Regions from separate parts of the Homo sapiens genome. Here region 2 is linked to region 1. A link is a contact called in ENCODE POLR2A ChIA-PET data. All regions are on one chromosome and are shown on one strand. Each heading gives the region's core, a stretch centred on a gene start or an enhancer-like site at or near the end of the contact. The rest is flanking DNA. Distances are from core to core; before and after follow the strand shown.

Region 1 (5,958 bases), core at 2,217-4,716:
ATTAGGCATGGTGACACGTGCCTGTAATCCCAGCTACTTGGGAGGCTGAGGCAGGAGAATCACTTGAACCAGGGAGGTGGAGGCTGCACTAGCCGAGATGGTGCCACTGCACTCCAGACTGGGCAACAGAGTGAGACTCTGTCTCAAAAAATAAATAAATAAAATAAATAAAGTTCATACTGATGAGTATTTTTAAAAAAGTAAATAGATATTGCAGAGGTGTTAATGATGGTAACGATGTTTAGAAAATTCTAACATAATTTAAATTAATTGAATGCTTATAAAACCTTTTGTTTTTGGTGCTACTTTATAACCATCAATCATGTGCTAAATATTATCTTTATATATGAAGAGATAAAGATTTTGTTCAGGACCCCACAGCCTGGTGGTGAGCTGGGTCTAGATTTTACTGTTCTATTTATTTATTTAGCTAACTAGTTACTTAGTTTCCAGGATTCTTTAACCTGCTTCATATTTATTTATTTTTAAAAACAGGGTCTTGCCATGTTGCCAAGGCTGATCTTGAACTTCTGGGCTCAGGTGGTCTTTCCATCTTGGCCTCCCAAAGTGCTGGGATTACAGGTGTGAGCCACCATGCCTGGCCCAAATTTAATATTCTTTCTACATTGAGTTCCTCTTACTTCTTAGCATAAATTGATGGATATGTTCTATTTCAGTAGTAATTTTAATACCACGTATTGTTTTGCACATTGAAATGTTAAATAATTGCAGGCCTCTTTTTAAAGTCTTTAGGAAGCTTTATTCAGTATCAAAAAACAGACACATGGAGAATTGACTGAATTATTCTTTATTTATTTATTTTTTTGAGAGTCTTGCTCTGTCGTCCAGGCTGGAGTGCAGTTGTGTGATCTTGGCTCACTGCAACCTCTGCCTCCTGGGTTCAAGCGATTCTTGTGCCTCAGCCTCTCAAGTAGCTGGGACTACAGGTGCACAGCACCACGCCTGGGTGATTTTTGTTATTTTTAGTAGAGACAGAGTTTCACCATGTTGGCCAGGCTGGTCTTGAACTCCTCACCTCAAGTGATCCACGATCTCGGCCTCCCAAAGTGCTGGGATTACAGACAGGGGCCACTGCATCTGGCCATCTTTATTCTTTATATAGGACAAGCCTTCTCAACTATGTTAAAAAATAAAAGGAATATGTGCGTCTGGTTTAAAAAACAAGCCATGGAGGATATGCAAAGTTTTTACTTCTAACTCAGTTAGACTTCTCAGACCCAGAGAGGTTTCCTTTGTAAACTTCCAATTTTTTGTTTTGTTTTGTTTTTTGTTTTTTGAGACAGAGTTTTTGCTCTTGTCGCCCAGACTGGAGTGCAATGGCACGATCTTAGCTCACTGAAGCCTCCACCTCTCGGGTTCAAGCAGTTCTCCTGCCTCAGCTTCCCGAGTAGCTGGGATTACAGGAGCCCACTGCCATGCTCAGCTAATTTTTGTATTTTTAGTAGAGATGAGGTTTCACCATGTTGGCCAGGATGGTCTTGAACTCCTGACCTCAGGTGATCCACCTGCCTCAGGCTCCCAATGTGATGGGATTACAGGTGTGAGCCACCGTGCCCGACCCAAAATATTTTAATGCATGTTTTTTGCCTATAGGTCTCTGTGTGTGTATAGGTGATATAGATAGCATATTTACCTCATTTTAAACAGCTGCATAAATATTCCTATTGCATAGAATTGTAACAACATACTGACTAATACACTACAGATGGATATTGTTTAACCAAAGTGATTTTTTTAATACAACAAACAGTGCTCTAGTGAGTATCTTTGTAAATGTGTACCTTGATGAGGTGTTTTTATAGGATATATTCCTGGAAGGAGAATTACTGGGTCAAGGATATGTATACTATGTTTATTGATATTGCTCTTTCCTCCCAAAGAGATTTGACAAATTTATTCTTCCAGCAGCAATATATGAGTTTACCTGTTTCCTGTTATCTTTGCCAATAGTAGGTTTATCAGCCTTTAACTGTCACCCCTCTAAAGGGCATGGCATTTTATAGTTGTTTTGATTTTCATTTTGTGTGACATTGAGCATCTTTTTATATATTTGTAAGTAATTTGTTTTATATTTCTGTAAACTGCCTTTTTATCTCTTTTGACTATTTTTCTATTGAATTTGTCTTTCTAACTACTGAATTGTAGCAGTGCTTAGTATATTAAGGAGATTGGTTCATTGTCATGTGGTTATTTTAGGCAAATTTTTAATGCAAATTAATTTTTCCTAGCTATTGCAATTATCCTTAGGTTATTTTTTAATGACTTCTTTTTATTCGATTTTATGTCAGAATATTATAGTATTGGTTATTAGCTTTCAACTTACACCAAATTTGAGCAGATTGGTAATATTAATAGCTACAGTTAATCAGGTACTTATTTTCTGTAATTTACTGGCATTTTACATAAGTTATCTCTAAAAGTGATTCCTTTTTTGAAGGAACAAAAAAAAAAAAATTAAGGCTTAGACAGCTTAGTAACTTGCCCAAGATTACTCAGCTAGTAAATGACAGATACAAGATTTGAACAAAGGTTGGACTCCAAAACTTGTGTTATTTCTGCTATACTGGTGGAGAGTTTGGTGAAGAAGTGGATATAGTAGCAAGAAATAAGTAGGAGCGAAGGAAGAGTGAGGAAACTATAAAATGAAAAGAACTCAAAGTTTAGCTTTTTGGGTTTCTTTGGATTTGAAGTGGCCTGTAGAATCCGTATTCTAGAGGCAAAAACTTCCATAGCCTTACATATTTCTCTTTCAAGTTTCGTAGATGACATTGATTCCCTAAGAAAATATTAAATCGTAGCCACTTGTTATCTTTTCTCTGTGTAAGAAAGCAGGGAAGTATGTAATTTATTTTACAAAGTTTCCATACTAAATATTTAATGGGAAATTTATCTAACAGTCTATGGAATTTTATACCAGGTGTTTTAAAATAGGTTATTTCCTTTAATCCCCAAAACCGTTCAGTTATTAGGTGATATTATTTCCATTTGTAGATAAATACTTAGGATTCAAAGATTGAGGCCAAGGTCGGACAGTGAGTAAATGAAAGTAGGACTTAAGCCAAGTTTGTCAGACTCCAAAGCCCATACCCTTTCTTTTCTATCATATTGCGTCATTAAAGTTTAAAACAAGAACAAAAACAAAGATAGCTGAAGTAATCAGTTTGTATCAGGGCTGAATTAACTCTATGAAACCCCTCATTACTTGATGGTAAATGAGAAGATTCCGTTTTTCGATAGCAGTGGAAGGCAAAGTAATTTAAACCAAGATCATTGCATTAAATTTGGATGTAACTATTAGAGGTTGAAAAAGCATAGAAACACTGAGAGGTTGTATGAAGAGTTGAAGTAACTTAAGAAAAAAAGAAACTTGTTTAAAATTTGCCTTACAAGTTTCATTTCCTTTTTGTTATAAATCAAGAAATTATCAGCTAGGCGTGGTGACTCACACATGTAATCCCAGCACTTTGGGAGGCCGAGCTGGATGGATCATGAGGTCATGAGGTCAGGAGATCGAGACCATCCTGGCTAACACGGTGAAACCCCGTCTCTACTAAAAATACAAAAAATTAGCCAGGCGTGGTAGCAGGCGCCTGTAGTCCCAGCTATTTGGGAGGCTGAGGCAGGGGAATGGCGTGAACCCAGGAGGTGGAGCTTGCAGTTAGCCGAGATTGCGCCACTGCACTCCAGCCTGGGCGACAGAGTGAGACTCCGTCTCAAAAAAAAAAAAAAATCAAGAAATTATCTTATTTTTAAATAACGAAAAAGCTGCGGAGTATATACTGTTTTGATACTTTTTTGATGTTGCCTGAATTTTTTTGGAAAAAGTTAAATGTTTCTCCTAAAAGTGAAATATATCAGATTACTTGAGAAGGTCTAGAACTGATAAAGAAATGAAAGTGATATACCTGACTAAATGGACCATTAAAAATGGTTAGGGTAATAATGTTAATTCAAACTGGTTAGCTGGTCTTTAGTTACTGTAAATTCTTAAGTCAAAAGTCAGAAAGATAAAACGTTAAAGAAATCTGTAAGAAAATGACTTCACATAATTTTGGGAGGATAAAGTAAAAGAAATTTTGACATTCTGTTGGACGTTTTATAACTCAAAAGCTAATATTGGAAAATCAAAAAACATGAATTTTATAATCGCTTGGTCTTTATCTTTAGAAAAGATTCTTAATGTAGCAAATGAAAAATGCAATTCCACTGATTTCTTTCTGAAAAGAACATTAAGTAATGTTGCAACTCTTAGCTTTAAAACAAAATAATAAGACATTTATAATAAGTATGCTTTTGAAAGTTCTCAGCATAACTGGAGGGAAAAATCATAACTGAGAATGTGTGGGAAGATATGTTTTAGGATAGCAGAAGAAAATGTTCCAAGGATTTACGAAATAATGTTCTATTGTCTTTTCCCTTTGACCATTAAAAAACCACAAGCAAACTAAAATTACCTTGTTATGCTCAAAAAGTTAAAAATATTTGTTGCCATGGAGATAGTCCCAGTCTAGATTTCTTTCCGGTAGTTTAAAGACTTTTGCAATCCCATGGGGAAGTAATATATTTTCAGTACAACAGCTGACAAAATTTGTTTCTGTGGGTGAGATGAATAATATACCTTTCTTTGTCTTTGGTGTTCATGGACACATTGAAAGACTATAAATAATACTTGAGAAAGTCTTGCTCACCACTCCTAGTTTTCATGTAAGGATGGAAAGTCATAGAAAACAAAAAGAATAGTAAGCCAATTAAAGAACTGGACTGAAACTCAACAAAAAGAATAGTAAGCCCACTAAAGAACTGAAGTGTATACCCCCTCCCCTCTCCTCCCCTCCCTTCCCCTCCCCTCCCTTCCCCTCCCTTCCCCTTCCCTTCCCCTCTCTTCCCCCTCCCCTTCCCCTCTCCTCCCCCTCTCCTCCCCTCTCCTCCCCCTCTCCTCCCCTCCCCTCCCCTCCCCTCCCCTCTTTTCCTGTCTTCTGGTGCCAATGGAGTCTATATTCTAATGTCTGTCTTAGATACCTTGTATTTATTTTCCTAACTGTAATTGTGGGTTACTTTTTTGCAAGATATGTTGTTTTGAGGAGGAAAAAAAGCACGAGTACTTTTTTTTTTTCTTATTTTGAGCGGGAGTCTCGCGCTGTCAACCAGGCTGGCGATCTCGGCTCACAGCAGGCTCCGCCTCCCGGGTTCACTCCATTCTCCTGCCTCAGCCTCCCAAGTAGCTGGGACTATAGGCACCCGCCACCATGCCTGGCTAATTTTTGTATTTTTAGTAGAGATGGGGTTTCGCTGTGTTAGCCAGGATGGTCTCGATCTCCTGACCTCGTGATCCGCCCAGCTCAACCTCCCAAAGTGCTGGGATTACAGGCGTGAGCCACTACGCACGGCCGCATGAGTACTTTTAAATATAGAAAGCAGCATTTATTAATTTTGCACAGCAATAAGAATTTTCTCATAGTCCACCCAGCTTGATAGAGACAGCATAGTACAGGGTTTTGAAATAAACCAGGTTTATTTCCCAGTTTCACCATTTACTAGCTGTGTAACTTTGAGTAGGTTGATTAGCTTCCAAGCCTCAATTTGTACTTGTGTGAAGTGGGGATAATAGATGCATAGTACCTAACACCAAGTAGGTGTTCAATAAATGGTATATAATAGGATTAGTTTTTGATAATAATTTTTTTAGATAATCAGGATTCCAACTTAACTACGCAGTCATGTGTGTTTCCTTATTCTTCAGTGTTTTCCAGGAGAGATGAATGTATAAGTTCTTTGAATATCTTTACCCTAGTGTGAGTTTATTGTGATCTGCTGTTTTTATAGCTAAATAAATTAGTTCATTTGTCGTTACAGGAGATATATTGCTCTAAGTACCTAATAAGACTTTAGTTGTAACTTGCATAGTGTTTTATTAATGTCAATGCTTCTGGCTTTTTA
Region 2 (6,932 bases), core at 290-2,789, 160 kb before region 1:
CTTCAGATGCCTTGGTCCGTGGCTGTAGGGAACGTTCTCTGCAGAAGTGTAGATCAGAAGTCCCCCCAGGTGGGCCCATGATGATGCATACAGCTCGAGAACACACGGTTCTGCCCCGGGCCACTCAGTGTGTCACTCGGGATGCTGAACAATGTGAGATCCTGGCTCCAAGGTAGTTATGTTCCCCAAACATACTGTTCGTTATCTCCTCACTTCTGTGCACACCTTTGAACACCTTCTGCTGCAGATGTCCTTTCTCCTCCAGTTGGTGAACGCCTGCCCCTCCCCTATGGTCCATATAGAATAGCTCCTTGTATAGTCACGTGACCATACTGACGTATGCTTGGGGCAACTGGTGAAAATAAGCTTTAGCTAAATAACTTTGATGAAGATCTAGACAAACAGAGCAGGACAGACAGAACCGGGTCAGTCCAAGGATAGGACTCCTGGATGAGTAAACCATTACTCTATCAACCCTCTTCAGGGACATCGCAAAAAGAACAGTGTCTTGCACTGACTAAGCAGCCTGGGACAAGTCTCTTTCCCTCTCTGAACCCCCGAATCCCCTCTTTAAAATGGGGACACTGGGGCCGGGCGCAGTGGCTCATGCCTGTTGTAATCCCAGCACTTTGGGAGGCCAAGGTGGGTGGATCACCTGAGGTCAGGAGTTCGAGACCGGCCTGGCCAACATGGTGAAACCCCTTCTCTACTAAAAATACAGAAATTAGCTAGGCGTGGTGGCGGGTGATACCAGCTACTTGGGAGGCTGAGACAGTAGAATCGCTTGAACCTGGGAGGCAGAGGTTGCGATGAGCCAAGATTGTGCCACTGCACTCCAGCCTGGGCAACAAGAGTGAAATTCCATCCCAATAAATAAATAAATAAATAAATAAATAAATAAATAAAAATTGGGATACTGGATGTTTCTTACAGGTCCCCCAGCTCTGACAACTTTATGGCTTCATGACTCTGGGTCCCCTTTCTCTTCTCCTGAGGGTCATCTGGTGCCCTGGAGAGTGTATGTCCCCACCTGTTGATGCCGGCACTGGCCTCTGCCCTCACTGGCCTCAGCCTAAGGTGGGGCTCACTCTGCTTGGTTTTCTAGTTTCTCCTCTTGGTGTCCCCTCCCTCGGTCTTCTGGAACACTCAGCTGTGGAACGCTCGGCAAGCAGGGATCTCTCAGGCCCTTATCTTGCTGTTCCTACCATGCCACCCTGTCTCCCTGCCATCCTGCTCCATGACAGCACAGAGGCCCTGCACAGCCCTCTCCTCCCAGAGTCCCAGACAGCGTGCAGAGCACCTGCTCAACCTACCTGGGGTCTGTGCTGCTCCCACCCTCACCCTCGCCAGCCTTCTGACCCTTCTCTCAGGGACTCACAATAGCAACCCACTTACTTCCTTTTCAGACTCTCTCTAAACTCTTTCCCCCAGCCTGAAAAGGCGCTCACCATCTCTCTGTGATGGAAAAACCACTGGGTGGTTCGTGGCGTGAACTCTGTGCTCTGAGGCCTTTGGACTTTGTTCATAATATTGAAACCAGGCTGCTGGGGAAGGTGGCAGACAGAACATCTCATTTCACTCCCTCCCAAAAGTCCACCAGAATGATAGTAAACAGATTCACACACACACACACATATGCACAGACATACATCCAACCACACACATGCACACACATACGTGCACACACACAAATAACAGGAGAGCAGACCACGATGTTTGCAAGCAGATGGAAGAATGGTAACAGACTTAGCAGGCCCCAGAAAGCAAAATCTCCAACCCACACTAGAGAAAATTGAGAACCAACTAGATGCACACCTTGGAATTCTCAAGAAATCAACAGTATCAAGAACCTCTGGCACTCAAGTAAACGGGTTACTAAAATAAGGAGGATTGACTCAAAGGATCCAGAAAAGTAGTTGAGTCCCAAGGTCCCCTCTTCACTCATGAGCACCTGCCCTTTCCCTCCCCAGGAGAAGATTGGAGGTCTCTTCTCAGGAGAAGAGTAAAAGTGGTTCTTGGGATTGGGGGATGCAGGCACAGTTGAGGACATACACTCTCACCACAGATGGCAGGTTTAAGCGAATACATGAATGCTGAATGCTCAGACCACTGCCCCCATAGCAGACCTGAGGTCTGAAGCTGGGTCTTTGCCTCGGTGAAGAGACTGGAAATGTCTTCTCTAGAGAACTGAGCCACGGAGTGCACCTTTCCTCATTAGGCATTCAGACACACACCAGACCTCATCTCTGGGACATTTCAGAATACTGTGGACAAACAGAAGATCCTGCAAGCTTCCAGAGACGGGAACAGGTCACTTTCCAAAAGCTAGGAAGTAGAATGGGCTTCATTTCTTTTTCTTTTCCTGTTTTTTGAAACAGAGTCTCGCTCTGTCATCCAGGCTGGAGTACAGAGGTGCGATCTCAGCTCCCTGCAACCTCCACCTCCCGGGTTCAAGTGATTCTCATGCCTCAGCTTCCCAGAGTAGCTGGGATTATAGGTGTGCATCACCACGCCCAGCTAATTTTTGTATTTTTAGTAGAGATGGGGTATCGCCATGTTGCCCAGACTGGTCTTGAACTCCTCACCTCAAGTGATCCACCAGCCCTGACCTCCCAAACTACTGGGATTACAGGCTACCACACCCAGCCCAGAATGGGCTTGATATCCTATAGCAACCCTGGAAACTAAAAGATAGGAGAGCAATGACTTTGGAATTCAAGGGATACTGGTTTATGATCTAGAATGCTACAAATAGCTAACCTATTCATCAGGGAGAGGTTAGAACAGGACACGTTCAGACACACAAGGACCCAAAAGGCTTACCTGCAATGACTCCGTTCTCGGGAAACCTCTAGAGAATGCCCCCCTTTAAAAGGAGGGGTAACCCAAGAAAGAGTCACTGGGCACAGAAAACAAGCACCCCCGCATGGAAAGGCAGCTGAGGGTGGTCCCTAGATGAGGCACAGGCAGATGCTGGGATGACAGGTGCGCTCTGGACACAGGGCGCAGGTAGGAAAGTGCCTGGAGAGACTGACCATTTCAGGAAGATGAACCTAGCAGTGCCTGGTACATTGGAATGTCTCGAGAGGACCTTGAGACAACTGGTGAAAAGTTTGGAGTTGAATTGGTGATAAGCACACAGAAAATTAAACCATAAAAAGACAATTATTAACTTCAAGGATAACAAAAATTTGAGTAGAGAAGGAAAACTAGTCATGATATTTACTATATTTTTTAACTGATCTAAAGTATTTCCATGGCTTAATGACATATGGTGGCTATGAATCTAACCAAAATTATATCATAATTCCATAGGGATGAAAGAGTGTAGGAAGGTGTATAGCAGATGCACCTGACAGCAATAACTCAAGCACACCCTGAGAGTGACCCTGTGTGTGTTCTGCATTCTGAGCTAAGGAATCTTGGAGTGGCCAACCTGAAAATTCCCTCCTTATCTATAAATGGCATCTGAACCCCTGGTCCGTTCCTTTGAACACAGGTTGTACAAGGAATCGAGAAGCCCTTTGTTTTGGGTTAAATGAAGGTTGCTAGGTGGAGGTTGCTAAGTGAAAATGCTACATAAACTGCACGCTTTTTACAAACAGTAGCAGTTCTCCTGTCCAGCTGCCACTCCTGAACTGTCCTGTAGGTAAGCCCTCAATAAACCCTACGTTTCGTTCACTGGATCCGGGTCTCTTCTTTGGCCTCCTGGACACGGTGTGGTACCATCCCTTAGAGACAACAGGGGTTCGGCCTGACTGAAGGATTCACATGTGTAGGGGTAGCAGAGGGTGGAAAATGAGCTTAATTTCCACCTTCCAGAATGAGAAGTCAGTGATGGGGTCCACACTGAAAAATTAAAAAGTGATTATGCAGCCGGGCGGGTGGCTCATATCCCAACACTTTGGGAGGTGGAGGTGGGTGGGTCACCTGAGGTCAGGAGTTTGAGACCAGCCTGGCCAACATGGTGAAACCCCATCTCTACTAAAAATACAAAAAAAATTAGCCAGGCGTGGTGGTGGGCGCCTGTAATCCCAGCTACTTGAACGTTGAGGCAGGAGAATCGTTTGAATCCAGGAGGCAGAGGTTGCAGTGAGCCAAGATCGCGCCATTAAACTCCAGCCTGGGTGACAAGAGCGAGACTCCGTCTAAAAAAAAAAAAAAAAAAGTAATTATGCAAGCCTGTCTTCTAGAGATAGACAGGCATCCCGATAATCAGCTAAAAACACTTTGGGAGGCCGAGGTGGACGGATCTCTTGAGCTCAGGAGTTCAAGACCAGCCTGGGCAACATGGCAAGACGACCATCTCTACTAAAAATACAAAAATAAATTCGCTGGGAGTGGTCGCGCATGCCAGTGGTCCCGGCTACTTGGGGGACTGAGGCAGGAGGGTCGCTTGAGTCTGGAAGGTCGAGGCTGCAGTGAGCTGTGTTCAAAGCGAGACCCTGTCTTAAAAAAAACCAAACAACAAAAAAATCAGTAAGCAAAGTGAAAGAGGCTACTTCAAGGAGGGAAATAGGGAGCAGGGGCAGGAACTGCTGTTGTGTTTCTACAAGACACCTTCTAGAGCTATTCTCTTTAATATATGTGCATAAAACACAAAGGAAAAGGAGAAAAGAGGGTGGTGGCCCTCACTTCTGTCTTTGCTCCGTGAGAACAGTTGCATTCCTACATGGAAAGCTCTTGGGGAACCCGAGGGGCACGGGCAGATTGACTGGAGTCCAACTTCAGAGCCGGAGTCTCTGGCATACAAGCTTTCTAGTGGCAGCCAACAGCGCGGAGGCCCACGACCAGTGAGAATGAAGCCCCTGAGCCTGGCCCCGCAGCGCCAGCCCCTGACCAAGCTAAGCATACGAGGCCACTCAGCACAGGACGTGTAGGTTCTGTCCCAGTGATGGAAACTGCATGGTTCCAGTCTCTCTTCCCGGGGAAGGGGGCACCACGCAGTCCGGCGAAGTGCAATTCCCCCCACCCTGCCCACCCCAGCCCCGAGCACCGGCTTGGCACCCACTGGGTGCTCTGAACATTGGCAAATGCATGTCATGGACAAAACACTGAGCTCTCAAATTTGGTATGTGTGGCCGGGCACGGTGGCTCACACCTGTAATCCCAGCACTTTGGGAGGCTAAGGCAGGTGGATCACCTGAGGTCAGGAGTTCAAGACCAGCCTGGCCAACATGGTGAAACCCCGTCTCTACTCAAATTACCAACAAAATTAACTGAGCGTGGTGCCAGGCACCTGTAGTCCCAGCTATTCAAGAGGCTGAGGCAGGAGAATCGCTTGAACCAGGGAGGCGGAGGTTGCAGTGAGCTGAGATAGTGCCATTGCACTCCAGCCTGCGCAACAGAGTAAGACTCCGTCTCAAAAGAAAAAATAATAAAATAAAATTGGTATGTGTGTCTTTTTCCTCTGGTCCTCACATCTTCCATGTAAAGGAGATGGATTTTTTTTTCATATTCCTTTCTTCAGACAAGATAAAGGGGTGTTTTTATTTTTTTCAAAGCCAATATTGAGAGTCCAGAAGATGAAACAATGTCCCAAGGTTGTAGGGCTCCTGCTTGTGGAGGTGAGATGTTCTCAAACTCACTGTGCTGGCCCTCACCTGACCACAGCAAGCCCGGCTTCCTTTCACGTCACCTTTCATTCCTGCTTCTCGGAGGCCTCACAGAAGCCGCCCACGGAGAGGCAGGGGTGGGAGGCCACGGAGCACTCGAAGACTTGGGCAGCGCTGGCACAGGACAGTGCAGTGAAATGGGACACACGGACCTGAAATGGGATGACCAGCGTGCCAGCCTTTGTCCCTGCAGTGGCTGCACACAACGATTCACCTTCGTGACTGTTTCAGAAAGCAATTTAGGAAAGCCTGCGAGAAACTGGGTCAATGTGCAGGCCTGAGTGATGACAGGCCCAGGTTTTCCTTGGGAGAAAATTCTCCTGCAGGGACCCAGCTGACGAGGGGTCCAGGGTAAGCATGAATCTACGCGGATCAAGCCCTCAGCAGGATTAGGCTTGTCACTCACACAATCTGTAGGTGTATTTGTGGGATGAGGAGACCTGGAAACTGAGGCTCAGACATGCCAAGTTACCTGCCTAGGAAGTGGACAGCGCCCAAGCTTCTTCCACCAGAGCACAAGGACCAACCCAAGCGGGGTTCCTGGGAGTCAGAGCTTCCGAAGGTGGCTTGTCCTGGACTCTCATCTGCAGCATACCCAAGACTAAAAAATGAGCTGATTCAAGGGAGGGTGTTAGCCGGGTGGCGGGCCCGCGGGGAGCCCGGTATTTTTAGCCATTTTGTCATACAGACCAGGATGGAGAGATGAGAAACCGCAGGGACTGGCACAGGCCTCAGGATGAACTCACGAGGCCCAAAATAGGAGGAGCCCAGCCTCCTGATGCCTGTCCAGGCCTCTGTGCTGAGTCAACCACAGAAGTGCCAGTTGCTTTCTTGCTTTCTTTTTTTCTGGGGCCCCAAATCTCTTTTAGAAGGTATTAAATCAAAGAGAGATTGAGCTAGAAGGAAACTTAAAAGATTTTAGTGTCTAAGCCCTTTCTTTGACAAATGAGGCTAAAAGAGGGGGAGTTTCCTGTAAAGTACTGGCAGGACCCTCACCCTAGGCCCCTTGACCACACCCTGTCTCTGCACCATCGCAGGGCAGAGGGCCGAGGTGGAGTGTGGAGGGCGTGGCCCCGCCGTTAGAAAGCCCTGGGCGTGGATTCCGTCTCGTTGCTCACAAGCTTGGCAGCTTCCAACTACCGCTTTGCTTTCTCTGTGATGCTCATTTCTCAAATCGGGATATTGCGGATTTTTGAGAGATTCCAAGGGGACAACATACAAACATGACTTCTCGTCCTCTTCCTGTTCCACCAACTTCAGGGAATTGGGAGGAAGGAGATCTAACAAGCTGCTGTAGGAGTCCCCGGTAGAACCCTT

Evidence for each region. ChIA-PET counts read pairs that join two places held with the same protein, here RNA polymerase II (POLR2A).
Region 2: POLR2A ChIA-PET joins it to region 1 with 12 read pairs in GM12878. The contact joins two enhancer-like sites. POLR2A ChIA-PET finds 5 or more read pairs at or near these places in 2 of 52 experiments (GM12878 and activated CD4-positive, alpha-beta T cell).

Annotation. Positions count from the first base shown.
Region 1 is chr2:9,536,904-9,542,861 of GRCh38, reverse strand. All of the region lies in intron 2 of ADAM17 (ADAM metallopeptidase domain 17), which reads left to right. Among named protein-coding and RNA genes, the nearest start is that of ADAM17, 16 kb to the left of the region's middle. RefSeq lists an enhancer at 908-1,087. Within about 2 kb of position 3,466, at least 14 of the 41 ENCODE cell types and tissues checked have a DNase peak (open chromatin) inside an H3K27ac peak, as active enhancers do.
Region 2 is chr2:9,692,723-9,699,654 of GRCh38, reverse strand. The region is part of intron 3 of LOC105373418 (a long non-coding RNA gene); the gene reads right to left. Among named protein-coding and RNA genes, the nearest start is that of YWHAQ, 65 kb to the right of the region's middle. RefSeq lists enhancers at 6,497-6,556, 6,710-6,932. Within about 2 kb of position 1,539, at least 2 of the 41 ENCODE cell types and tissues checked have a DNase peak (open chromatin) inside an H3K27ac peak, as active enhancers do.